2 separate regions of the Homo sapiens genome follow, and region 1 is linked to region 2. A link is a loop called in an ENCODE intact Hi-C map of the cell type or tissue named here. Cell type or tissue: ascending aorta. All regions are shown on one strand. Links, peaks and the distances in the headings refer to the core of each region. The heading gives the core; the rest is flanking DNA.

Region 1 (11,029 bases), core at 1,062-9,061, 85 kb before region 2:
CTATGATTACACCACTGCACTCCAGCCGAGGCAAGAGCCTGTCTCAGAAAATGACAAAAAACACAGTATCTTTACAGTGGCCTACAGCCTCCTCCCAAGTCCTCTTGCCCCACTCCTGTTTCCGAACTCCGCTCTTCCTCACTTGCCAATCACTTTAGACACATTTGCTTCCTCGCGTTCCTTTTAATACATCAAACACTTTCCCTCCTCAAGGTCTTTATTGTTGTTTGTGCTTGGAATACTTTGAACTCACATAGTCACATGGCTTGCTCCTCCTGTGTTAAATTCTGTATCTTTTTTTTTTTTTTTTTGAGATGGAGTCTCGCTGTGTCACCCAGGCGCGAGTGCAGTGGCGTGATCTCGGCTCACTGCAACCTCCGCCTCCAGGGTTCAAGCAATCTTCCCACCTCAGCCTCCCAGGTTCAAGTGATTCTCCTGCCTTAGCCTCCTGAGTAGTGGATTACAGGCGGGTGCCACCACGCCCAGCTAATTTTGTATTTTTAGTGAAGACGGGGTTTCAACATGTTGGCCAGGCTGGTCTCGAACTCCTGATCTCAAGTGATCCGCCCACCTTGGCCTCCCAAAGTGCTGGGATTACAGGCATGAGCCACTGTGCCTGGCCTGTATCTTGATAGTTTAGAACACACTTGGCACATAGCAGGTGCTCAGTTAATATTTCCTGAAAGAATGGGTCTCACCATCTCCTTTCACCCCTCCTACACTACGGTGTTGAGCAGCACAGGGGGAAACCACACAGACAGACAAATTAGTATCAATACAAACTCCAGGCCTCCCACTGGGAGGCGATGCCACGCGGTGGGGGGACCCCAGCTTGGCTCAATCAGGCACTCTCCCATTTCCTTCACTGCCACCTCCTGTATCTTTGGCTTCTCAGGCAAAACAAACAAACAAACAAACAAAAAAACAACCAACCACAAACAAAAAGGCTGTGAAGTGGGAGTTTCCACAAGTTATGAAGCCTGCCCCCATACAAACAACTGTCTTATGTTCACACACACCTTTCCTCTGATTTCAGTGTAACAAGTGTCCATCTTTCCATTGAAAATGAAATAATACCTCCATTTTTACTTTGCCTCTTATTTTTTCTCACTTCTACAAGGACTCTGTTCCATAAATCACCCCATATTTCTCCTTTATTTTCAACTCTCTGATTCTTACCAACAATTCTACATGGCTAAATACCGTCCATTAAATAAACAAAACAAAAGCAAAAACCTCCCTTCACCCGCTGTTGCCTTCCAGATCCTATCTTTTCTCTCGATTCCAATCCAGTAAGAGAGTCATCTATAATCACTTTCTTCCACATTTCAACCCACAGCAATCAGGTTTCCACCTGCCTCTCCCCGCCACAGAAATTGTGCTTACTGGGTCACTGATGACTTCCCTACTTGGAAAAGCCAAAGACACCTTCAGTCCTCATCTTACCTGAATTCTATGCAGCATCTGATTGGGCAGGATCATTCTTTCCTTCCTGAAATTCTCCTTCCTTGATCTCTGTGATTTCCCTCCTGTCTCTCTGGGGAGCCCTCTTATAGGCTCTTCCTTCTCGTCTTGCCACTCTAGATAATGGGCTCCACGGAGACTTGTCTTTTCTGCTTCCCATCCCTTGCTCCTCATCTGATCTGCCACTCACCTTGCCCAATCAATCTGCTTAATCACTTGAATGTTTCTCTTTCACTCCATCTCTCTGACACTGCTTTGGCTTGTACTTATTTTTTTCTCACCTAGATCATTGCTACAGCTGCTACCTACAAAAGCCTTCTGAACACACATCCCTTCTCTCCCCTATTTAAACTTCCAGCACAAAATCTAAACTCCTTAGCATGGCATACCCTAGTCATCTTTTCTTCTTTAGCCAGTCAATAGATGTATACTTATAATACATATACCTCCCATATTTTTCTTAAACATGGAAACAATTTAATTGCATTTCTTCTGTCAACACACCTGAGGTTATCTTATAAATCATTTTACACTCATACAAACCAAGGTGTTATAGTTCTAAATTACTTTTTGAGAATTAAAAAATTCAGAGAGAAATAGGACATAACCAAGCAAGAGTGTCTCACTCTGTAGTCAATACCTTGCACATCTACATAACAGACTGACTCCAAGCATTTCCCAGTGATTCCCCAATCCCTCTGTCTTTCCACATTAGTGAACATCCTACAAAGCCAATTTTAAAATGAAAAACAAAATATGAGCCTATTATTACAAATGTGCAGTCGCAGAAAACACAAATGCACACATACTGTGTGAGTAAAATAAAAAACACACTGTCTCTTAATAATAAAATGTTTAACATTTCACATTTCAGATAACGTTTCAGCTGTCTTTCCAGGTTAAAAACTCCTCTCAGACAAAAACAAAAAGTCTTCTTTTCTCTCTTAAAATCACCGAGAGTAGATACATTGATTAACAACAGTTTAACAAACTGTTAAACTACCACTGACCCACGAAGATTGTTCACATCTACCACTGACCCAAGAAGATGTCTTGCCTAAGCTGAAGTAGAAGGTTTTAGATTTGCCATGAGTAGACGAGTAAAGTGAAAGAGGGTACTTGGTAAAGATTTTACAGAGAGCCAAGCAGTGCATCTGATTTCAGCAAATAACTTGACAGTCTATCCTGACTTTTTCTTATGGGTTAGGCTGACAGTCAATTGATATGTAGTACCATTGTGCATATTTGCAAAAATGATAATGTGTCATTTATGGCATATGGCAGCAAAGAGATTTATTTGCCAGAAAACATAATCACAATATACTTGTTAACTATAAAGTTAACTTTATAGTTTTAAAACTATGCCTACCTGGAAGGCAGTCTCTAGCGGTATGCCACAGGGATCTTTCACAGGTCCCGTCCCATTCAATCTTTTTCCCTTCCAAATAATTAACATAAAGGTACAGAGAAAGTACTCATCTAATATAGAAGCCATAAAGTAGGAAAGAGGAGTTTATAGAAGGGATGATAGGCATTACCTCAGCCAACTTAAATAAAACGTAATAGGGTTAAATGTAAAGGCATATATTTTAAGTTTAAAAAATCCACAAAAGAAGAGTTCTGACTTTGGCTATAGTCCAAGTAAAAACGATCAATGTGAATACAACACAAATATTAAAATGCTAACATAACCTTTTGTTGCATTAATAAAATAACTGCCTATCCATTCAGCAATTAGTTTGCACATATTAGACGAAAAATACTGTTAAAGTAACTGTTTCATTTTGGGTAAATGGCAAAGCTGAGCATCAAATCCATATCTGATTCCAAAGTTCTGTCTCTAGACTTAATGTAGAAAGAATACACCCTATCTGGTTTCACATGGCAAAACTAGAACCAAGAGCAAAGTGACAGTGAGGTGAGTTTCAACTCTATTTTTCACATCTAGCACCATCCAAGAACGGGACGAAAAGGGGGCAGGGAAGTACTTCCCACTGAATACACACAAGCAGGGGAGGACTGTCCTGCTATCTCTGGGATGCTAAAGAGACAGTCGTGACGTGGATGACAAGTTGAAATATATCATCTCTGAGGTCCTTCACAATTCTTAGACTCATCGATCTTTATGAGAAATTATTAAAGGCAATTGAAAAATAAACACTTCCTAAGAGTTGGACATTGTACATATTAAACCAGCCTCATGTTTTTCTTAAAGCAGGGGTTTACTGTTGTATCATGAGGCAAGTTTCCTAGCATGCAAACAGAATTAGGAAACAAAACTCATTGAGATTTGCATAGTTTGCTAACATCTTGTACCTGTAACTGAAAGTAGGGGGAAACCCAAGCTGTTCACCTTTGGTGTGCTGATCTGGGGGAATGCAGATGTGGAACTGCTTAACTTCGCCATGAAGAAAGCTTCCACAGGACGTAAGAACAAGATGAAACACACTGCTATACAGTAACTTACAATCATCTACTAGACTTCTATATTTTTGTCTGCTCAGCATCCACATACCGCATGTGGGGGAATCCCAAGATTGGCAGAGCTTTCTCCCCTGTTCCCTGGAACATAACCTGGACTCAGCCAATTAGATGCACTTGCCACAGTGTTTGAGTCTTAAGGGAGTGACCAATTCCCCAGGGATGGTGAGATGTTATTTATGGCAGAGGTGCTAGTCTCACGAATTCATGTGTCCACTGGCAGCCGAGCTGTGGTGGCATCCTAATAAAACTGTCCTTATGGCTCCATCTCAGCTAAGCTCCGGGCTGCCAAGTATCCTTTTGCTTCTGCTACCTTATCAGCCAATGAGCTGCCCAATATACCTCCAATAAAAGCTTTTTTTTTCTCTGTGATTAAGTTGTTCAGAGCTTTTTGTTGTTATTTGCAAGGAAGAACTGGTATACTTCTAAAGTGTTACACCACAGAATGAATTTAGGTGAATATTTGCTGTTGTCCCAGGGCAGTAAAAAAGGATACAGGCTACTGAACCTAAAACCTATTCTAATATAAACCCCAAATTTTCTTCTAAAAGGCTGGCAACCCAAGTGACAGATATTAATATAATCTCAACTTAAAAAAACAAAAACAGCTACATCTATCAAACTAGAGGTTGTAACAGTTACAGTTCTATGAATATACTGTGTAATAAATTAAAACTTTCAGACTGGGTCATTTATTCAGCACATACTTAGTGGAAGCCTTCTCTGTACCAGAAAGAGAGAAAAGGAATGGTTTCTAATTAACTCTTTTGTTTTTCAGCATCTGTGTGAAAGCAGAGAAGGCTAAAGGTAGAGCGTGTGTGAAAAATATGGGCAAAACCTTTTAAAAAGTCATGTCATCTATTTGTAATTGCATAAAGCTTTATTTCTTGTAAATTTTATCAGCTCATTTAATTACACAGCACACTAGGCAAATGCAGAAGGGAATGAATGGTTACTTCTCAGCAATTCTCTTCACACTTTTTATCTCTGTAAAGAAGGATTCTCATCATGCACTGAACAGTCACAGTGAGCACCGTCTATACCAACCAATTTTCTAATAAAAACTTGGCTATCTGGAAAAGCTCTGAAATGAACCATTCTAGAGATCCAAGTTTTCCAGGGTACCATACTAAGCACCAAAGGTTATTTCAGTGATTATTTTAACAACTCTAGGGGAATTTTTCTACATTATATATTTTCCTTCTGGCAGAAAAGAGAAAAATAGCAGGCAGCCAAATGGTTGCGTCACTTGAACTATGTCATTTCAATCCTGGAAATATTTCTGTCTTGATTCCCTAGGTAGAAAAGTGGGCCTCGGTATGGAGGCTATTTTTAGAGTCTGACTTCTTTTTTGAGCAATCCATTCCTTTCTTGACGTGAATGATTACCAAGTCTAGCTTTGAACTACAGTTTCAGATCAGAAATAAGCACATCACAGGAAAAGTCAAAGGAGTTTCAAGTTTTTAAGATGGGAACTGAACAAATTCAGTACTGAGTTCTGGGGAAGGGCTTGTGTGCTCAATTTCTGCCAAATATATTTGCTGCAGTGATCCTCTAAGAACCATAAAAAGTACAAGCTGTAAAAGAGCAAATCATTTCTAAAATGATGAAAGGCTGAGTTTTAAAAGAGGACTTATTCGGGAAAGCATGCACAAATATACGCAGAGACGCACGTGTGCATCCACAAAGAGAGAAGTCAACAGGCTCAACTTGTATGTTTGGTCGAAGCCCAAATCTATGAAAAAATAGAGCAAAGCATTTAATCTGGCTCTGAAGTATTCAGGGCCTAGATATAGGAAGGACAAAAGCCACGCTAGTATCTACTTACAATGTAAATCTGGTTTTGGTTGTTTGCGAGATAAAATAACCACCAACCCAAGTCTGACAGTTTGACAGTGTTCAAGAAGCTACAATAAGGGGGCAGCCCTAGGGCTGTATCACTTGAGCAATCAGTTTTACAAACGAATAATGTGTCTAATCCTCTAAGGCCTTTTATCCTGAAATCACTCACACGGAGGGCTCCAATCTTAAAGAAAGAACTTAGCTTTTATATAAACCATGCAATACAAGCCCAGTGTACATAACTGGACTAATTTAATGGTGTTTGAAAGAAGAGTGATTTTTTTTTTAAGAAAGAAAAACTAAGAGCTCTATGGCTCAACAAGGGAGTTACCTTTCTCTTCCTCCAATAAGGCATCAAAGTTTCAGGCAGAGTTGGGAATGATCTACCCTCCACAAGGAAAAGGCAGCAGGACATCCACATAGGTTTTCACTCAGTGCCTCAGCCTGCTTCTTCTGGTTTGATTCAACACGCATATATTGAGAGCATCAGGCACTATACCCAGCCCCAGGAATCTCAGATGGTTACAAGAAAACACTGCCTTCCAGGAACTCAGGATGAGCACCAGCCAGGCCTCATTTTCTGGGAAAAAAGTTTCTTCTAGGGACACCTCTCCTCAAGTGGCTCACAACAGACAGGGCTATATTAAACACAGGAGTGTGTGTGTGTGCACACGCGTGTGCGCTCGCCAGGCTGCCCAGGAAGGCGCTGTCATTCACGGAGGACCTGCCACGTGCCAGATGCTGGACAGGGCCCTTCATAAGCAGTAACTCTTGTAACCTCACAATAACTGCATGAGATAAGCATCGTGATTCCCCTTTTTAGGGATGAGGAAACTGCGACCCTGAGACATCTAGTCCTGCAGTAGGCTCCAAAGCCGGTGCATTTTCTGCTATTTGACATGGCTTGCTCTGAGAACAGAGAAGTTCCAGGTCACGTAGGTGAGATCCACCCATTCATAAATGCTTAAGAACCATCCAGGGTGAGCCGAGTCCTGCTGTGTGCTGGGGGAATGCACTGGTGATCAATCTGGCACAGTCCCAGCTCTTGGGCTTCAGTGGTGAGGATAAACTGGGAACCTGTGTTAAGGGAAGTTGAGAGCACCTTGGAAGCCCATTGGAGGTGCTGGTGAGTCTTCTGTAAAGCCTGGCATGAATAAATGGCTTAAACTGGGGCCAAAAGGATGAACTAGAATTACAGGGAATTAATCTTGCTAGGGTGGGGGGTGGAGGTGGGTCAGGGGGAAGGGTTTGGAATGAAGAAGTGTGTTGTAGCCAGAAGAAAGAGGCGAGAGAATGTGATCAGCATGGGAAATGGGAAAGGCCCAGTACAGCTGGTGCATTTATCCTACTTACAGCAGGAAGACAAGGAGGGGTTTTAAGCGCAGGTGGGGAGGGGACAATGGAAAATGCACGCCCAGATTTGCATTTTGACACAATAAATCTAGGTGCAAGCTGCTGGGTACAGAAGTGACCCACTACGCCCTGATGGACAGAAATAATCCTGGGCAATGCCAGAAGAAAAAAAAAACAAAAAAACTCCACAGTAAAGAGAAAGAAATTCTACCCACAATCCTTCTACCTAGAGATAACCACAATAACTATTTTCCTCCATAGCCTTTTGGTTTATTTTTATGGATTAAAAACAATTGAGATGACTCTGAAGAGAGAGATTTGTACCCTGCCTTTTCAATTATATTATATGAGCATTTAAAAAACGTGATTTTTTTTTTTTTTTTTTTTTTTGACACGGAGTCTCACTCTGTCACCCAGGCTGGAGTGCAGTGGCGCTATCTCGGCTCACTGCAAGCTCCGCCTCCCAGGTTCACGCCATTCTCCTGCCTCAGCCTCCCGAGTAGCTGGGACTACAGGCACCTGCCACCACGCCTGGCTAATTTTTTAAATATTTTTAGCAGAGACGGGGTTTCACTGTGTTAGCCAGGATGGTCGCAGTCTCCTGACCTTGTGATCCACCCGCCTTGGCCTCCCAAAGTGCTGGGATTACAGGCGTGAGCCACTGCGCCCGGCCTAAAAAATGTGATTTTTAATTAGTGCATAATAGTCCCACATAATGACCTGCCTTAATTTATTGAACCTTGCTGGTGGTGGCCTCTGCTGCTCTGCAGAACCATGTGTAAGAAGGTTTGTCAGCATCGGAGAGTGTTCCCTAGGGATGGGTTATTAGAAAAGGAATTAGTGAGCCAAAGAGCAAAAGTGTTTTCAGGTCCTTTACCCATATTGCTGAAGTGCTTCCATAAAAGTTATGCTCACTGGATTATATTTTTGTTCTGCGGCTGCTGGTGATTTTTCATTTCACTTCCATATGTAGCCTCCCATGTGAAGTGCTGAACGTTTGGAGTGACCAGGTGTGTCAGATAGAAAGAATGTGTCCATCTCCTCATAGCTACATGTGTATTGAAAATTAACATTTAAAAAATTCTGGCTGGGTGTGGTGGCTCATGCCTTTTATCCCAGCACTTTGGGCGGCCACAGCAGGAGGATAGCTTGAGGCCAGGACTTGGAGACCAGCCTGGGAAACATAGCATGATACTGTCTCTACAAAAAGAAAAAAAAAAAAATTCCCTGCCAGTTCAAAAAACAAAAACTGATATTTTATTATTCTAAAAATCAACATTTCTAGTATTTGTTGGTATTTATTCTTTGGTGAGTTATTTAATTTAATGATTGAGCCAAGGTGTAAGTCAGGTCTCCATACTGGGACATTTTTAATGCTGCTGTGACGGGCTTTAGCATAGCACAATGTCCCGCATCCTCATCAAAACATCACTGAGGATTCACGTTCAGTGTAAAGAATCAATTCTATCACCCCAAAACCTCCCTGGGCTTAGTCTTGAGCCCCTCTTTCCACATAACCGTGAGCTCCCAGGCTAAATCTTGAAATGCCACTGCTGGTGACTCTTACAAATCCGGGGCTGGTAATAATCACCATCAAGCACAATTAGCAGGCTTGATGCCTGGCACTGTGGTAGACATGGTGTAAGGTGGATGAAATGGGTCTCTAGAACTTTAGAAATGCTGGTGAGACTGAAAATACCAGGTTAGACAGACCCAAAGAGCCACATGAAACAAAAACAGATCAGCACAGTGAAGCAATCAATAACATATTGACGTGTATGGAAAATAGTAATAACTTGGTGCTCAGTGCAGGGAACCCTCGCTGTCTCAGTGACTGCTCAGAAACCACTTCTTGGATGCGCTGCTTGTATGGTTTATCACGTTCCCTGGCCCTTCGGCAGCTCACCCGACAGGAAAACTTATAAATGTGGACTCAGTGTGAGCAATGACCTGAGCAAAGACCTGAAACTAAAGCAGTGATGGCGCCTTCTGCACACATCTGGTGGGGTAGGTGGAGTCTCCCCTCTAGATTGTAAATTCCACGGATTAACAAGAAAAGCGTCTGTTCTTGTCTACCACGGTATTCACAGTGCCTAGCAGCTATGTGGTTGATCACAGGTGCTCAGTTAATATTTGCTGAAGATGTAAATACAAAATTACCCTAAAGACATTTTAATGAATAATAAAGACAGCAGTGTCTGTATTTGACTTATGGTTTAACCCCAGCACTCATCACAAGGCCTGCCACTAAATAAGACTGGTAAACGTTTGTTGTGAATAGTTAAGTTTTTTTCCACAGTCCACTTTCTAGGATTAGAATCTGTGTGAGGGAGGCTGCAATACAACATCAGCTTCCCTGGTTTCTGCCATCAGTTCTGCTGCCGCCATCCAGTCATCTTCCTGAGGCCACAGTCCTAGGGACATCGGCTTTACCCTTCAATAGCCCAGCTTTTTCCTTTACTCCCAATTATTAACAGTGAAATTCTCAAACCACAGTTTTGACTGCGGAAAGCAAACTCATCACTGGTTCAAAGCTTCTTCCAAGGCTGAAACCATACAGAGACAGAGAATTACAAATACAGCACACAGAGGGCGTCTAGCCACACACAAGTCTGCAGAGATCGTGTTTTTATGCCCAGAGTTCCTGATTAGAGACATTCAGCTGAATAATGATCCACACATAGCAAGAGGAAGGTCTGATCCCCTTGTCCTGCCTGACCCCGGGGCTACGGTCCCTCTGCTGCATAAACTCAGAATTCCTGGGGGACATCTAAAGCAGTACCCTCTGTCATTCAGAGACCAGCTAACAAGTTGCTGGTTGTTCATTTTCTCCAAGTTCCTTCAAGGAGCAGTTTTGATGTGGTCCTCAGTACCGTGGCTGGCGTGCAGGCATGTATTTTACCAGCTTGATTGTGCTAGAAAAGGTGGTTAGCTGAAACAGGTTTACAGGTAACATACTTCAGACAGACTATGAGTTTTATATAATCTTTTGTGAGCCAAATGAAAACCTGGGCACCATTTATTTACATTTGTTTATTCCTCTTGGGAGGAGGGAAAGGTGCTTCGGGAGCCAACAAAGTTCTGGAACACAGACACTAAGGTATAGCTCATGCTTGTTATATCACATCCCTACAGGACCTAGGACAGGCAGGTGTGCAGGGCACTTTAACTGATGACATGAAGGCAGAGTCCATAGTCTCTTCACCTACATCCAGCCTTTGACTTTCTGAATTCTTCTCTCTGCACAAGCCCCAGTATTCTAACTGCAGACTCTCTTGCGTGGTTAACACACAGGATCTCTGTGCAGTTCCCTAGGTGGTGGGGCTGTTGTCAGGCCAAAATGAAATCCAGGCAGTTTGTTGACCAGGAAGAACATTGCTCAACCGTGGACCTGAAACTGCTCAGAACCTTCTCAACTCGCCCTCCTTTCTCATTTAACTCTCCTCCTTTCCTTAAAAGCAAAAACAAGATGAACAAATAAGCACCTCTCCTTTTCCTCCCCTTTCTGAGATCTGCCAACTTCCTCTTCCATGGGCCTTGTGGTTGGGTCTTGCTCCCAACGGTCTCTCAAACCCTCAGCCGGCTGAGCTCCAGGTCCGCCCTCAGTTGTGTGATGGCAACAGCCAGTCTCTGCCCGCTTCACTCTCTCTCTCTTCTCTGTGGCAGCACCCAGGAGACGGAGGAGGGCAGATGCCAGCCAGCGCAGCAGCAGGCAGCACTGCATTTCCCCAATGTTCAGGTCCACCACATCGGGTGATGCCTCCACAATGGCATTTGCAACGCAGCCCTGTGGAAGGGAGTTCCAGGAGAACCTCAGCTTCAGAGGACCGCCTTCCCAGACTTGGGGTAGACAGTCTAGGGTCTGTTTATGTTTTCCAAGATACCAAGT
Region 2 (11,029 bases), core at 1,303-9,302:
CTCGAAGGTCCTCCAGCTGGGAGGACCTTCCTACATTTTACATAACACAGAGGGTGGCCACAACATTTTGGGATGTGGGGCTGGGTCTGACCCAGAAGAGCATTTTCCTATCCTCTTTACCTCCATCCTACAGCTGCTCCATTCTATCACCCATGAAAAAGCTCAATAATCAACAAACCTTCTCCGCACTTTATTTCTCCTCTGTATTTATATATATTTTCAAGTATCCTGCAGGATAGCTCTTTGGGTTTCCACAAATATAGAAGAAACACACACACCCCTGCATTTTTTTACTCTAAAATTTCAGTTTCTAATTAAATCTTGTACATCCCTCATCAAGATCCATCTACATATAGTTTTATAGGCTGGAAAAATAGACCTATGCTGCCTTTTCCAGATGATTCGTGTTTTATGGAATAATAAAATGGGTAATGCTTAATTAAAATGAACATTTTTAAATGAATTAAAATGAGCAAGCTGTATTCTACCAATTTTGAAGAGTTTGCATGTTTTAGCTCTTGGATGTGTATTCAGCAAAACTGTTATCAATACATGCAAACCCCACTAAATTCTGGTTTCCTTCCATTTATCCTAGATGTCTTCAGAAAAATGAGAAAGCCTGGCTCAAGCAGAAAAGAAAGAATGTTGTCCTTTCATTTTATTAAAGCACTTTGAAAGGGGCAACCTATTACAATTATCCCTTTGCAATATTGCAGGAACTTAAGTATTTAACAAAAGATAGGAAGAATCCTGAACATGGCAGCATCGTGCTCTAATGGAGAGATCTTCAGAGTGCGATGATAGTGGGTTCTGGAATCTGCCTGTGTTCAAATCTGGGCTGTGCACTTTCTGTCTGTGAACTTTAGGCAGGTTACATAACCTCTCTAATCCCCAACTTCCCTACCTGTTAAATAGTTTAGTAGTAGTAATACCTAACTCAGAGGGTTGTGCTAAGAACTAAACAAGAATGTACTGACATGAAGCTCTTAGCACAGTGCCTGGCACAATTAATAAATTGTTATTCATCAATTTATATTGTTCAATGCAACCACCAGCTCAATCTCAGGCATTTCATTCAGCCTTTTTGGATCTATCTTGGTTCTCCCTACTTCTATCTTACAAAGGTATTAGGGGAAAAATTGAGGTCACACCTATAAAGAAATATGAGCTACAGGAAAACATTAAACTCCCTTGCTAGTTGTTGAAGGAGCAGGCTGCCATGTTGTGGGTGTCTAGGTTGGGAGGCCCACATAGTATGGAACAGAGGGAAGCCTCCAACCAACAGCTAGTAAGAAACTAAAATCCTCTGTCCTACAACCACAAGGTACTAAATTCTGCTAACAAAGTGGGTTCTTCCTCAGTCAAGCCTCAGATCAGAACACAGCCCTGGCTAACACATTAATTACAGCCTTCTGAGACCCTTTGCAGATGACCCAGGTAAACTGTGTCCAGATTCTTGACCCAAAGAAACTGAGATAAGAAATGAATGTTGTTTTAAACCACTAAATTTGTGGCAGTTTGTTATGCAGCAATAGAAAACTAATACTAATGCAGATGTTAGGAATGCAAGCAGACCCACATGGTACAAAATACACACGTATTTCTATGATTTAATACCATGCTGTAGTGATTCAGCCTTCCTGGAACCTGTGGCAGGGAAGGACAGGAAACTAAGGACAGATACTTAGAAGAGTCAGTGGTAAAAACATATTCTCCATAGTAATGGGGTATGGAAAAAGAGTAATAGTTTTCTATGGTATTTCATCAAACAAGGAACAACCAGAGGTTTTTTTAAATTTTTTTTGTTTTCAATTTATTTTCAAATTAGGCAAGTCAGCCTTTTCTGGATGCCAAATAGAACAAGAGATTTCGTCAAGTCCAAATCCTCTTGCCAAATTGCATTACCTTATGGGCATGATTGGAAATCTCTCGGGGCTTAGTTATGGGAAGGATTCACAAGTCAGATGCCCAGATTAGACAGCCCACATGCAACTTAGTTCACATTAAATACACTCATCCAAACCAGGAGATAGGAAACTTTTGTGAAGATGTGGATTCTGCCTTCATTTTTTAATTAATTACTCCTCTCACAAATGGATATGCTACACTACTCAGACACTTTTCCATTGCTCTTACAGTAACATCCCCTGCCCTTTTATCAGTATCCCCACTTAAACTTACACCCCTAAATTCTTAATCAGTCTGAGGCCTTCTTAAGCATTTTTCACAGAATTAGGAAACTTAAAAAGTAAGACAGGTCCTTGGAGATAATCTTGGTCATATTCTCTAATTTTACCAGAGAAATTGCAAGGCCCACAGAAGTCAAATGAGTGACTCAAGCTTAAAAGCAGAATCCTTTTACAACCTTTAAGCCGTTTCTTGAGAACGGAGATGAGGAGTATGTTTCTCCCTTAACCTTCCCTTTCAACTTTTCCTGCACCTGTCTGTTCAGATGCCTGCAGCCTCTGCTAAGTACCTCCTCTGACTGGGAAGCATTTCTGTGAAGTTACAACCACGAATGGAGGAGTTCTCGGGTGGCTCCTGTGTAGCTTACAGGCTATGGTGACATTCAGGACCCATCAAGTTTCTGCCATTGCTGTCAGTCCCCAAGAAATTTCAGCCAAGTCATGGCAACAAAATAAATGATCGACTCCACTGCCTAAGTGATGAGTTAAGGCACAGTGTAGTCACAATCTATGTAATCCATGTAGATTCACTGATTGCAGCTTAGGGAAAAAGACAGGAAGGAAATCTATTCATTTAAATTTAACAATTATTTACAGAAGTATTACCTACAATTTTTCTATAACTTATCTATCTGTTCAACAAACACTGAATATCAATCATGTGTCAGCCAAATTGCTACTAGAAATAAAAAGATGATGTAAGAAATAGTCTCTGCCCTCAAGGAGTTTGCATTCTAGTGAGGAAATACAATATTTAGTAATTATAATAAGGAACTTATTTATTTTTATTATTATTTTTTTGAGACAGAGTCTTATACTCTGTTGCCCAGGCTAAAGTGCAGTGGCATGATCTCAGCTCACTGCAACCTCCATCTCCCGGGTTCAGGCAATTCTTCTGCCTCAGCCTCCTGAATAGCTGGGTTTACAGGCCCCTGCTACCATACCCAGCTAATTTTTGTATCTTTAGTTGAGATGGGGTTTCACCACTTGCCCAGGCTGGTATCGAACTCCTGACTCAAGTGATCCTCTTGCCTCGGCTTCTCAAATGCTGGGATTACAGGTGTGAGCCACTGCGCCTGGCTGGGAACCTATTTATTGAGCATTTACTATGGGCCAGGTGGGTTATTGGTACTTTAGATGGATTAACTCCCTTAGTTTTTATTGCAACTCCATGAAGTAGGCACTATTTTAATCCCTATTTTACTCACAAGAAAACTGAAGTACAGAATGGTTAAGTAACTTGCCCGAAGTTCATGTATTCATTGTTTTAACAATGATCTGCCTACCACTCTAGGCACAGCTCTATGTGCTGGGAATAAAGCAGTGACAAACAGATGAAAATCACTGTTCCCATGGAGTGTACGTACTAGTGGAAGGAGAACAAACATTAAGAAACAAGTAAAAATCAATATCAGAGACTGACAAGTGCTATACAGAAAAAAGAAATAAAAACTCTTGAAACTTTGAGTTACTCATCACTGAGGTTTCTCCTGTGTGATGTGTGCTGCACGTGTTAATAAACTCTCTATTTTTCTCCTGTTAATTTATCGTTTTGCTAATCTTATTTAGAGGAAAAAGTTTCTTTTTTTTTTCCCTACACCTATCATCTCCCCTCCCCAGGCCTTAGGGGTCCTCATCTCTAAAATGAAGGAATTAGACCACAGGAACTGCAAGAGGCTTGGTAATTCTAATATTCCATGAGTCGATGATTAGGAAGAAGAAAGATGTCACTGGTGATATGGAAAAAGCCAACTGAACATGCTAAGCGCTGCTGACCGCATGAGACTCCAAAGCTCCCTGAGCCCACCGCCTGGTCAGAGGACGAGGGGAGCAGCTGAGGTTCCTCACAATCCTCCAGGATGCACACCCCTAGGTCTCCAGCACTGGAGAAAGAGTGGAGAAGGAGGCGCCTGGAGAACACAAACACAAACACAAGGACAGCCATGAAGGCGAGAGCTGGAAACTCCTCAAAATCTGACTCTGCATGTTGCAGAACTAACAGATGAAACCCGGTTGAGAAAAAGACAGCCTTGCCAGGTGTTGAGTCACATTAAAGAAACTAGTCCTTCTCCCTCCAGCCTGTGCCATTAGGATTTGCTCCATTTCACTTCCCTGAAGTGCAAAACTGGAAGGGATTGTAATACAACTCACTTCAGCTGGAGGACCCAGGATCCAGTAAAAGCAGACAGAAGCTAGGGCAAACTCCAGTGCCTGGCAGGAGAATTCCAGTGTCTGATGAAAGAATTCCCTTCCTAACAGCAATGGTCCTTGCTGCTGTCACTCCCTTCTTTTCCTCAGTGTTCTTGGCTCCAACTTTCTCCATGCCATTCTATCCCTGTCCCTATCCCTGACTTTCTTATTTAACTCTCAAATCCTAATTACGTGAGGTGGAGAAATCTCTATTTCAATTCATTAGAATCTGTTCCTATCACAGTAATTTTCTAAGGGGTCATATGAATTTGGGCCAGATTTGGTATCATTAAAAGGAAGGATAACATACCTTCAGTTCACATCAGATGAGTCTCACATGCACGAAAATGCCAGAAATTAAATGTTTCGCATGGGCCTGTCTTCGGTATCCTTTGACAGGTCACAGCAAAATTCAGTATACAAAGGGTACAGAGATGACCTATACTAAGTGACATACACCATCTTTACATGACCGGTTCCAAATTTTGTTTTTTTAAATCACACGTCAATCTAAGGGAAGAAAAGCACAGTGCTAAACTGATACATAAGACATGTTGAACCAAATTCTCTCCTAGCTCCTTAAAGAGAGGAAAAATAGCATCTCCACGGGGAGGGAAAAGAACGTCTTATTCCAAGCACCAGCAGGAACATGTCTTCTAAAGAGAGAGATGGGACAAACACACACAAAAGTACATGTGGATAAATGATTACGACTTTGCAGAGTTGAATATCTGAAAGCAGAGAGAAGGCTGTAACAAACACAGAGACAATAACCAGGTGGAAAAAGAGTCTTCACTGGAAAAGTTTAATAGGGAGGAGATATTTTAAAGTACTGTTTTGAAAGCGAGAGCCATGTTTAGGCAGAGTGGTGCCCATTCTGTCTGTATATGATCATCTTCCCACCTAGTCTCTGCACTCAATGACATGAAAAATATATTGAGCATTACAGAAGACAGTACATTTGGTTTAAACATGGCCATTGGACTGACTTGTCTTAAGGGGTGAACTTTTTATAAAAGCAACAGATGGGTCCCCAATTCAGATAATTCCATAAGAAGCTATTATAAAACATGTCATGTGCATTACATCTTACATAGCCCTTATACTAAATTAGTGGCCCATTTTTCAACCGAGGACACTGAGCCTCAGGGGTTAAATAATATGCAGACTCACAGAGGTCAGAAGCAGCAGGGGTAGAGTTCAAACCAAGGTTTACCAAATGTTGGTCTGTGTTCTTACCACTGTGCTAGGTAGCTACAAGAATACAAATAAATTAGATCTCTAATAAGGTTGGCCTAAAATGATTTCCAAAAAGCCATCCAACATATAATACCCTGTTATGCCACGGCATGATACAGTGTTTCTCTACCACCATCCCTTTCAATAAACTTTTTATTTGGTACAACTCCATCCTATCTTCGCAAGCATGTGTGTTTGTGTATGCAGTGGCCATATAATCTCCCTAGTTTGAGGGAGAATTGGTCACAGAGGACCAGCTGTTTTCTCCAAGAAGTGAGACTCCTGCTACCCACTGGCCCTCTCTGGTACTCTTCCCTGAAATCATCACTCCCTCTGCTAGCCATAGAGTCTCTGAGAACAGATGGGCAGGGATGGATGTGGGTGCAGCAGCCATCCCTGCAGCTTCCCCCAGTGCTTCATCACTAGAAAGCAAATGGATGGAAGCAGCTGGGGACAGAGATAGTGCAGGGAAAGCACTGAAGGACACCAGAAGTGGGTAGCAGAATTGCCCCAGCACATACTGTTGCTACCCCTGTGATGGAGTTATCTTGGTCCAGACCCTGGACAGAAAAAAACTACTCCATGACCACAGGCCGTTCCTGAGTCCGAACTTGGGTGAACTCTACCATCCAAGCAAACAGCCTGACAAGGACCAGAGGTGATCGGGATCTTCTCCCTACTCTGGGCACAAGGTCAGGCCTGTCCTCTTAGCCAACTGGATATGCCACCAAGGGAAAGAGTGAGAGGATGACACTAAGTAGCACAGACCCAGATGACTATTGTGGGAGACAGGTTAGGAGTAAGTGAACATGACCTGTCTACAAACCCCAAAACTGAAGAGACTCACAGAAACACAAGTACTGCATGACTTCCCTCATCTGCCTCCAGGAACTGCATACGCTGCATGTTACAGTCAAAGCCAACCACTTGCCACGGCCTGCGTGGCAAATGTTCTCCCATGCCTTTAACTTCTCTGAAATCGTCCGCCCCATGTGCCTTCCCTAATTTATCTGACAGATGCAACACTGTCTCCCACCACCGTAAGTCTTCTCTCCCAAGGAGAGGTAGGCACTCTCTAAGACCTAAGTTCTAAGGTACATATAATAATGCATTCTATTTTATTTTTAAATTTATTATTATTACTATTCTTGAAACAGGGTCTCATCCTGTCGCCCAGGCTAGAGTGCAGTGGTGCAATCACAGCTCACTGCAGCCTCAACCTCCTGGGCTCAGGTGATTCTCCCACCTTAGCCTCCCGGGTAGCTAGGACCACAGGCATGTGCCACCATGCCTGGCTAATTTTTTGTAGAGATGGCTTCGTCATGTTGCCCAGGCTGGTCTTGAACTCCTGGGCTCAGGCAATCCATCCGCCTCAGCCTCCCAGTGCTGCGATTACAGGCGTGAACCACCACGCCTGGCCTCATAACGCATTCTAAATCTTAGTTTGCATACTGCCTCTCCCAGCTAGATAGCAAGTTCTCCAACTGCAAGAACCAGGCTTTATTAAGACAATGCCTGCCTAGTTCCTGGTAGATGATGCTAAATAAAATAATGCAAAGAATTGACCTGATTAGACACATAGAGGAACAAAAAAAGACTGATCTTATAAGGAACATGGCTTTACCTGCAAAGAATTTAACATAAGATGAAGTCAACAGGCATTAACTGTACTGAAGTCATGACTGCAGAAACAGTTGCTCCAAGCACTGTGGGGCTGGGAAGTTAGTGGGAGGAACAAAATTAAAATAAGATATGTAGTCCGTCTTCTGTTGCTTATAACCAAATCCCTAAAACTAGGTAATTTACAAAGAAATGAAATTTATTTCTTACAGTTATGGAGGCTAGGGAGTCCAAGGTCAAGGGGCCCCATCTGGAGAGGGCTTTCACGCTAGGAGGGACTCAGCAGAGTTCCAGGACAGTGCAGGGTAACACAAGGTAAGGGGCAGAGCATGCTAGCTCAGGTCTCTCTTCCTCTTCTTATAAAGCCACCAGTCCCATTCCCATAATAACCCATTAATCCATTAATCCATTAACCCATGAATGGGGTAATCTATTCATGAGGGCAGAACCCTCATGACCCAACCACCTCTTAAAGGCCCCATGTGTCAATACTGCCATACCGGGGATTAAGGCATTAAGTTTCAACATGAATTTTGGAGGAGACAAATACTCAAACCATAGAAGTGTCTTGTCTCCTATGAAGTCTACATGCTACTTCTTCACACCAAACTGAAATACAAAGTACTGAGGACTTACCTTTATTGTGCTTCCCACAAACATTCTCCCAGTGTGCAGTACTACTGCTGGTTTCAAAATAATGGAGTCACGAACACAAAGGACTCTCTTTTGCACGTGGACAACTGATTATACATACATGAATATATTTATGGCAAACCTGTTTGCAATTGCCAAGATCCTAGCACCAACTTCAACGCCCATCAATGAGAGAGTGAATGAATAAACTGTGTATAATCGGCTCATGATGGAACATCATACAGCAGACAAGGCAAATTAACTACCGTGATGCATAGCAATACACATGAATGCTGGCAGTCGAGACGTTAAGTAAAAAAGTAAGTCCCAAAAGATTATATATGGTCTGATATCCTTTTTATAAAGTTGAAAGGTGATAACAATTAAATACATATCTATATAGCTACATACTTTTTATGTGTGTATGTCTTATGTTTTTATGTGTTCCATTTTAGAACGATATGTAAGCGAAATAAAGTATGCAGAAAAGGAAACATAGATGTATACAGGGTTCAGATAATAGTTACCTTGGGTAGAGAAAAGAAGGGAGAGGAGGTGTGGGAAGGATGGCAATCTGCTCAGACGCAGGTTATGCTCCAGGTCCTAGATTTGTCTGGGGGGATGGGTTTATGGTCACTGCTACAGACAAGGTTTGTGTTACCCCAGAATTCGTATGTTGAAATCCTAACTCTCAATGTGATGGTATTTAGAGATGGGGCCTCTAGAAGGTGTTTTAAGTCATGAGGGTAGAGCCCTCATGGATGGGATTTAGGTTCGTATAAAAGAGGCCTTAGAGAGCTCCCCGCCCTTCTGCCATGTGAGGACACAGTGAGAAGTCAGCAGCCTGAAACCCAGGAGAGGGCCCTTACCAGAATTTGACCATTTGGGCACCCTGACCTCAGACTACCAGCCTCCAGACGGAAAGAATCAAATTCTGTTGTTTATAAGCCACTCAGTTTATGTGTTTTGTTATAGCAGCCTGAAGTGACTACATAGTTGGTTATTACACTATTTATTTTATATAATTTTATTTATTTATTTATTTATTTAGAGACAGAGTCTCACTCTGTCGCCCAGGCTGGAGTGCAGTGGCACAATCTTGGCTTCCTGCAACTTCTGCCTCCCAGGTTCAAGCGATTCTCCTGGCTCAGCCTCCCGAGTAGCTGGGACTACCGGCGCCCGCCACCACACCCGGCTAATTTTCATATTTTTAGTAGAGATGGGGTTTCACCATGTTGGCCAGGCTGGTCTTGAACTGCACCTCAAGTGGTCTGCCTGCCTCAGCCTCCCAAAGAGCTAGGATTACACGCATGAGCCACCGTGCCCAGCCCATTCTATCTTTTTTAGAGACAGAGTCTTGCTCCGTTGTCCTGGCTAGGGTGCGGTGGTACAATCATAGCTCACTGCAGACTCGAACTCCTGAGCTCAAGTGATTCTCCCACCTCAGTCTCCAGAGTAGCTCAGACTACAGGTGTGTGCCATCACAACCAGCATAAAAATATGAAGATAATGTGTTTTGAAGTAAAGATTATGACTAATCCCATTCTTTGCATATAAAGTCCAATATCAAAAGAGAAACAACAAAAAAATGAAACTACAAGAATATCATAACACAGTGCCGGAATCGATACAAAGCAGACAGGTGTCTTGTAAGGACGTGAGGAAGGGGGAGAAAGGACAGCTCACACTGCATCTACCACAAACTGATTTACACCTGCCATCCTCTATCTAAATTATCAAGCAGAAGGAGACAAGAAGGGTGCATCCCTACGCCCCTTCTCAGTCTGCGAGCCACCTCTTTCTTCCTGGCGTCTGCAGTGGGGACTTGAGCTCTGGACACCACCAGATGCACTTCAGTTACCTCAGCACCACAAAGCACTCATGGGCTGGCATTAATCTCATCTCTGAATATTCTGACCCTTTTCAAACTGCATCATAAATCCATGCTTGTGACACCGAACACCCTTGTGAATCTGTATTTGCGCACGAAAATCCATCAGTTCTATCTTCTGCTAGAAGTTATACTAAGCAGATGAAGCTCTCCCAGGAGGGTCTGGACCGTATGCCCTGGAGAGAGTGTGCGGCAGATGTCAGAGAAAAAGACAAAGGGGGGTGGGGGGGGGGGGGAGGGAAAAAGACTCCCAGTGGGAGACAAATGATTCTGAAGAATCTGCCCCAGGGGGAAATGTGGCCAACCAGAATGCGGAAATACATCCAATGTCCACAAAAGACATGGCAGAAAGCTCCCGCTTCCCCAAACATCCTCAAACCAAGCCCCTAACCTGAAATTTCAGTTGATGCCAGCTTATTTTTTCTTTTAAAAAAAGCTAGGGAGTTAAATGTTGGAACCAGAATAGCAAATTTGATCTGCTCACGGAAGCTTGCCTGTTAGCCTAACTGTGGACATTTTTGTGCCAGGATGACAATCAAGTTTTTTCTCCTGGAGAAGACTGGAGAAGAGTTAGCCATGGTTTAAAATGAAATGAAATAAAATGAAATAAAATAAAATAAAATAGCAAATGTACTGTGCTTTGTCTTTAAATATTCAAACGACGCCTAGAGAAGCAGTGGTCAGGTCTGAGCCCCACTCCTCCCCACCTCCATCTGGACCCTGACCCTACTATTCCTAATTTCAAACAGACTCCTTCCTCTACTTACTCTAGGTTTTGCAGAGATCCCCTAACAGCATAAAATTGTATTATGGTACTCCCTGTCCCCAGCCCCAGCACAGGGGTTCAATCTACTTCCATACTTTAAAATGCTCTTCCATACTCCCAGTAAACACTCCCGCCCCCCCGCCCCATTTTCCCTGCCAGGCTGAGTCCTGGGCCTCCTTTGCAGTAAATAATCTTGGTGAGATCTTGCCAAAACATTTCCTAATCACATATTTTCTTTGTCTAAAGAGAGTTATAGATGCAGTAAGTAGCCTGTGTTCCTAGTCCTTCCCACATTTTCAGAAGCCCATGTCATTTAATGTGAAGCTTGCTTTGCTTCTTTGAGCTACCACCACTTACACTTTATTTTGGAGCCTGTATTTAAATCCTAGATTAATCAGCATGTAGAAGAAAACTGTGGTAACTCCTCTAACCTTGCTCTCTAAACATATGATGTCCTGACCAGGGGATCACTAAGGATCCTTCTAAGCAGCCCCTGGGACCCAG

The links. Peaks named below come from ENCODE experiments on the same cell type or tissue, not always from the same donor. Only the 100,000 strongest peaks of a DNase experiment are listed, where the experiment ranks them.
Region 1: it touches region 2 in a loop (2.1-fold over the local background); 1 of 110 quality-filtered maps calls a loop at or near these places.

Annotation. Positions count from the first base shown.
Region 1 is chr12:11,773,741-11,784,769 of GRCh38, reverse strand. All of the region lies in intron 2 of ETV6 (ETS variant transcription factor 6), which reads right to left. Among named protein-coding and RNA genes, the nearest start is that of ETV6, 130 kb to the right of the region's middle. RefSeq lists an enhancer at 3,988-4,057. In ascending aorta, for the core only: no CTCF peak of the experiment used is centred there; a DNase peak (open chromatin) is centred at 5,219; H3K4me3 peaks cover 532 bases; H3K27ac peaks cover 4,551 bases.
Region 2 is chr12:11,688,776-11,699,804 of GRCh38, reverse strand. The region is part of intron 1 of ETV6 (ETS variant transcription factor 6); the gene reads right to left. Among named protein-coding and RNA genes, the nearest start is that of ETV6, 45 kb to the right of the region's middle. In ascending aorta, for the core only: a CTCF peak has its summit at 4,323; DNase peaks (open chromatin) are centred at 1,644, 4,214 and 6,532; H3K27ac peaks cover 3,871 bases.